Linked DNA regions of Mus musculus: region 2 is linked to region 1. A link is a loop called in an ENCODE intact Hi-C map of the cell type or tissue named here. Cell type or tissue: heart. All regions are shown on one strand. Each heading gives the region's core, and the rest is flanking DNA. Links, peaks and the distances in the headings are about the cores only.

The links. A loop is a pair of places that touch in the nucleus more often than their neighbours do. Peaks named below come from ENCODE experiments on the same cell type or tissue, not always from the same donor. Only the 100,000 strongest peaks of a DNase experiment are listed, where the experiment ranks them.
Region 2: a loop joins it to region 1, with 2.2 times the contacts of the local background. A loop is called at or near these places in 4 of 42 quality-filtered maps.

Annotation. Positions count from the first base shown.
Region 1 is chr4:35,098,399-35,101,306 of GRCm38, reverse strand. The region is part of intron 1 of Mob3b (MOB kinase activator 3B); the gene reads left to right. The region is part of intron 1 of Gm52727 (a long non-coding RNA gene); the gene reads right to left. Among named protein-coding and RNA genes, the nearest start is that of Gm52727, 3.7 kb to the right of the region's middle. In heart, for the core only: no CTCF peak of the experiment used is centred there; DNase peaks (open chromatin) are centred at 926 and 1,256; H3K4me3 peaks cover 1,526 bases; H3K27ac peaks cover 868 bases.
Region 2 is chr4:34,959,785-34,962,692 of GRCm38, reverse strand. The region is part of intron 3 of Mob3b (MOB kinase activator 3B); the gene reads left to right. Among named protein-coding and RNA genes, the nearest start is that of Gm33620, 31 kb to the left of the region's middle. In heart, for the core only: a CTCF peak has its summit at 1,689; no DNase peak of the experiment used is centred there.

The DNA of each region.
Region 1 (2,908 bases), core at 162-2,661:
TGGAAGGGATCAACTAGGGAGCAGGTCATTGGATAATTAATTAAGATCCGACAATCTGTAGCCCTGGGGCTAGCTATCTGATTTAAAACACAAATGTTTACAAGTGCCTTGTATCTTGTTTGGGTCTGTAAAGGTCTGCATCTGAGGTATGCTAGTGTGGCTTCTAGACTCTGCTTCTTTTTTTCTAATGCAAATCCAGTAGTCTTGTTTTAATCTGTGGCATTCGGTTAGCCTTCAGCTTTTGCCTAGCCTATTGGGTTTTTTAATTTGTTTATTGACTGAAATTGGTACAAAAATTTCTTGGGCCATCAGAATTTTTATGGGAATCTGTCCTCTTTTCAGATTTTTTTTTTTTTTTTTTTTTTTTAAGAATTAAATGCCATTTAAAGAAAATAGGAGGCCAGGTGTAGTGGCACATACTTTTAATCCCAGTACATGGGAGGTAGAGGGCAGACAAATCACGGTTAAGTTCCAGGCCAGCCTGAGCTACACAGCAAGTTCCAGCCCAGCCTGGGATACATTTTGCGACTCTGGAGAGAGAACGAGCGGGTTAGGGAAGGAGAGAAGAGAAAAGGGGCAGAGGAAGGAGAGAGGAGAGGAGAGGAGACTAAGAACCATTATCTAACCCTTGCCTTAGCTCCTTGCTCCGCACAGAGGATCTCCTAGGACTTCCTGTTTCTCACCCCCTCTTTCTGAGAAGGACCCAGGAGCACCCTAGCAAAGGTGGCCACATATTAGTGAACGTAGAATTTTAAATGGAAAAGAAGCCAGTGCACGTGGCTTCCTGGATTCTCGATTGGACCCAAAGTCAAATGAGTCCTCGCCGCAGGGTTTGGCTGAGCCTGGGGCCTGCTCAGCCTGGTGAGCCTGCTTGTTTTCCACGGCTACGTGGAAGCACACGCTTCCCTTGGCAGAGTAGCTGCAGCCTCTGGAGACTTTTGAGAACTTTTGATGGGCGCCGGTTTCCATGCCCATCAGTGCGGGGAACTGCGAGGCACTTTCCTCTTTGATTTAGTTTTAACATTCTTTGGCAAGTTTACACATCGTGGTTACATAAGAAAATCCGAATGAAAAGGTTTCGTATTATAAATGCATGCTTTGGCCCAGGGTGAATTTTGCTGGCACTGCCTTGGGAGTGTGAATTCCTGGTCTTAAATAAGCACGGATGTCCAGTAAACACAAAACTATCTGCGAGCTTCGCTCGTGTCGCCATGGCAGCCTCCTAGCCTGTGCTCCCGCCCTCGTGGGCCACTGGTTGGCTGTTTGGTGGCTGAAGGGAGGGGCCGGCCAGTTAGGCCTGATAGGAAAACTGCTGTTCCTCCCAGTTGGGGAACAAGGAGGCTCACCCGCTTCTGCAATCAATGAGGGTTGCTGAGAGCATACGGTTGTGTCAGACCAGCTGCGGCCCTTCACCTACCATCTTGACTGAGCAACACTGAAATCCTGGAGTTATGTATAATCGCCCAGAGCTATATGAGAAAGAGAAAAGGAAATTCTGCGCTATCTGCCTTTTAGGCGCCCCGCACCCCACCCCCCACCCCCCACGCGTACAGTTTAGGAAGTATTACATTAATGACAAAAATTAAACCTGTTCCGCTCTGACAGTGTGCCTGGTGCGTGCAGGTTTTTTTTTTTTTGTTGGGATGAGACTATTTAACTCTCATAACACACTGAGATGGGTAACTTCGTTATCTCCGTCTCAAAGAGGAGGACGGTGAAGATTAATTGTGTGATGTAATAAGATCAAGAGCTAGCAGCAGTGGGACTCAAATCCCAGCATGCTGCCCGCAGGCACACAAACCAGCATCCAGTCTGTAGGAATCAAGGACCAGTAGATGCAGAGTACGCAGAAAGGCTGAGCTGCCCCACCCTCCAGGGGTGGTGTAGCTCACATACCCCAGCGGCAGTACCGAAGCCATACTCCAGTCTCAACCTGGTTCAGATTAAGCCCTCCCACTCTCCAAGGCCTTTGCCTGCTGTTCTTTCTCCTGGAATTTCAGATGCTCAGATATTTCTCTCCTGCCTGTTCTCCTGGGTATCTGACTGTTGGCCTAGGCCTGGTGTATCAGCGCCCCCACCCCCCAACTCGGAGTTCTTGCATACTAGAAGTATTCTGGTTAATACATTCAGAGACAAGAGGGTAAGACCTAAGACAAATGCATTTTACACAGGCACCTCAAGTGATCTCGGGGGAGGTGGGGGTTATTTTTGAAGGTCCAGAAAGAAATTTCAAGGGAATTGTTCATCAGTAAGACAACTTGTTCAGGGTAAGCCAGGATTGTGTATTTTCAATTCATCAGCCACAGTTTCCACCAGAGTCTTTGGGGGGCAAGGAAATGAAAGAGTTTGAGAAAAATGGGAGGCAGGGCTTAGGGGAAGAGCACAGCTCAAGAAGAGAGTCAAAATTCAAAAATGTAAAAATCTACGGAGGAGCAGGGGTTAAAAATCATCAGTGAACTGATCAGCAGGAACAAAGCCATATCATGAGCCGCCCAGAGAGAAGGAAGGTATGCGCTCCATATCTGTGCAAGAGGCAGGGTGTGGCTGAAGCGGCTTGGATGGGTGGGGACTGGATGGCGAGGTGGCAGGTGAGCTCTGATTATAGATGGACCTTACTCTGAGGAGTTAGGCAGGAGTTGAACTGTTTGGTGTAGAGGAGAGGCAATACCTGGAGTATGGTGGGCAAAGGCCAGCCAAGAACTGTCCCCTCATAGTGCCGTGAAGACAAGCCATTTGTAGGAGGCAGAAACTCCCAGCCTTAGAGGCTGGACTCTGTGGGAGCTTGTGGGTTATCGAGCTGACAAAGTTAAGCCTCTGGTTCTTGAAGGTCTGCGTTGGGAGGGGCTGGGTTCTCTGTGCTTCTCTATATTTTTATATCATGGATGGTCTCTATATGACTTCATTTACG
Region 2 (2,908 bases), core at 159-2,658, 140 kb after region 1:
CAGGCTGCTCTGGTGAGAGGAATGTAGACCGTGAGGTCCTTGAAGACCAAATGCACAGCTGCTAGTACATCAAAGCAAAGAGATAGAGAGGATGTGGGGACTACTCGTATGTCTCTTTGGGCCTCAACTGTGTCTCCCTTGCCAATGTTGCTACAGAAACCGGCAGGAGCTGGGGAGTAATGCCTCTTAATCTTGTGTGCACACTGGAACGGCCGCAATGTAGCATGTCAGAGCAAGGACTTCTGGGTCCGTGGAACTAAGTGAAAAATCTGTTCTGATTTTATAGCACCCAAACTCACATCTGTCTATTGTCCTTGGTGCTTTAACACCAGTGTCCGTATTGTTGTCCTGTGTCAGAAGCACCCTTCCCCCATCTGTAGGCAGGAATGATCTCCCTCAGGCTAGTATGGATGAGTTTGGTACCACAGCATCTCTTGCTCATGCCAACTAAGTACTCCTCCATTGGCATTGCCAGGTCAGGAGGGACTTGCATTGGCTATAGGTAAGAGATGAGGTCACAGAAGACTGCAGGTCTACTGAGTATAGAAGCCTGGCCCAAGGGGAGTGGGTGTGGCCAGGAGCCAGCTGCAGGGGGAAAGTGGGTCAGTCTGTGTGGGGACCTCACCTTGGCAGCTCTGGGCCATAAGGGCAGAAATGGGGTTCTCAGGATGGTCAGTGATTTTAATCCACATGCTTTGGGGATGGAGGAGGGCTAGCACATAATAAAAGAAACAAACTGGTATAATCTGGACACAAGAAATAGACCATCTGAGATGAAAGGCTATCTGGTCTACCCTCTAACCAGAGGCCCCGAGTTTGCCATCAGAATGGAACTCTTCCTGGTTATGGAGTTCCATTTTGTTTTGTTACTAAGACAGGTAACAAAACAAAATGGAAAACTATATTCCCTGATTGGCCCAGAACTCACTGTGTAAACCAGCCCAGCCTTGTGACCACACAGAGTTGCCCCTGCCTCTGCTGGGATTAAAAGAAGACGCTAGGATTAAAGGAGTGAGCCACCAATGCCTAGCCGGTTACATGGTTCTGCGTCGCCTACAGCAATTCAGCAGCAGCGTCTGCAGTGTGCTTCTGCCACAGCTCAGGCCCTTTCCCAGAACTGAAACTGAAGCTGAGGAGGACGGGGGCCACATAGGCACCAGGGGCTGGGGATCCAGCACACAACAGTCCCTGGGAAAAAAAAGCCACACAGCAGGTCCCTGTGCTTTTAACATTTCATGTCGTTTCTGTGACCTCAAGAGTGTGTGAGAGCGGCAGAGATGGGGTATCCACCCGTCCCAAGTTTGCTGACAGTGAGTTTTTCCCTTTGAATCAAGTCTAGCATTGCATTGTGGACTTCTAACACTACCCTGTTCCAAACCATGGAGGTTTTGATGGCTACGATGGGAGCGGGGGCATCTTCTCAGGTTATCCTTACCATTTCCAGACCTAGATGTTCTTACACAGAATCTTCCACACTGGCCTTCCTTTCTGCTCTCTGTTCTCGCCCCTTAGTTGGTTCCACTGTTGCTAATATATGTCTTCCTCCATCGTCCTTCTTGTTCCTTACAGTTAGCAGAATGTAATGGAATTAAAAGCAAATGGGAGGCCGGGGGTGTAAGATGCTGTTGCTCTTGTATCCCTGGAGCATTTTAAACACCACTGATGTCCTAAGCTGCATCTCCCCCAAGTGGAGTAATAGGAACAGCATAGGGTTTGCTCGCTTACTGTTAAAGCAACTCAGTCCGGATTGAAAGCCACTAAGAAGCTAAGTGAGCTTGGGCACGCGGCTTAGGTTCAGAGCCAGTCTAATCTAGGTTAAGTTTTGGGGGAGGTGGACGGGTGAAGAAGACACTAGACTGGTTACTGAGGAACTCTTCTACGAGTTTATTAGAAGAGTTATTGTAACCATGGACAGACAGACAGACAGAATAGCAAATGTGCAGCAGAGGTTCCAAGGAAAGCCGAGGCCCCAGCACTAGAGAAGGAAAGCATGGCAGGGTTCTCTAGAGAGATTCAGAACCCACAGGACAGAGGAGGGAGAGAGCCCCTTAGACTTTGGGAGAGGACACAGCGGGAGCTGCAGCCAAGCTCTGATTCCCAGGCAGGAGGCAGGGAAGTAAGGTGATAGGATGTAAACTAGCTTTGGACTCACAATGCCAGACAACTTCCAGACCGGGGGGGGGGGGGGGGTGGGGGGGGGTGGGGGGGGGGTGGCGGTGATGATGATGACAATGATGGTGATATTTAAATCATAGAACTCATAGGAATTTGATTGATGGATGTCAAAATCATCTCTGCGAGCTCTCCAACAGAAGCCATTTTCAGTTTTGAAAGCTGAGGTCAGACGAGGAATTGTGCAACTTATGCAAAGCTTGGGTTGTTTTCTCCACCCTGTACCATAGCTACAAAAACTGGCAAAAGTCATTAAGGCAGCTTTCCTAAAGTGAAATGTGACTTCTCCTGGGTGTTCAGTTCCAGTCCCCCTTCCATTGCTCTTTACGTTACTAGAGCTCTTTTTTTAAAAGCAAGAAATAATGTGAATATTAAAAGTATCCAAAAAAAATCAGAGACTATGTCAAGGACAAAAAATATCAGAAATTGAAAGCACAAAACTAAGCATAATTTAACTTACCCAGCTATAACTCACATTAGACATAAACTGTATTTATAGCTGCCTCAAATCATATATACTGTGTAAGACTTGGAAACATATCCTTCATTGCACAGCAATATACACCAAGGTATACACAATACGCAATTCAGATTGAGGCTGATTGTGTAATGAATTTCAGTGTTAGCAGAAAGCCAGGCAACGGGGACCCAGAATGGAGTGAATAACACTTTCGGAGAGTCACGTAAAGAGTGAGAATTTGCCAAGCACAGAAGAAATGGAGACATTTACTGGGTA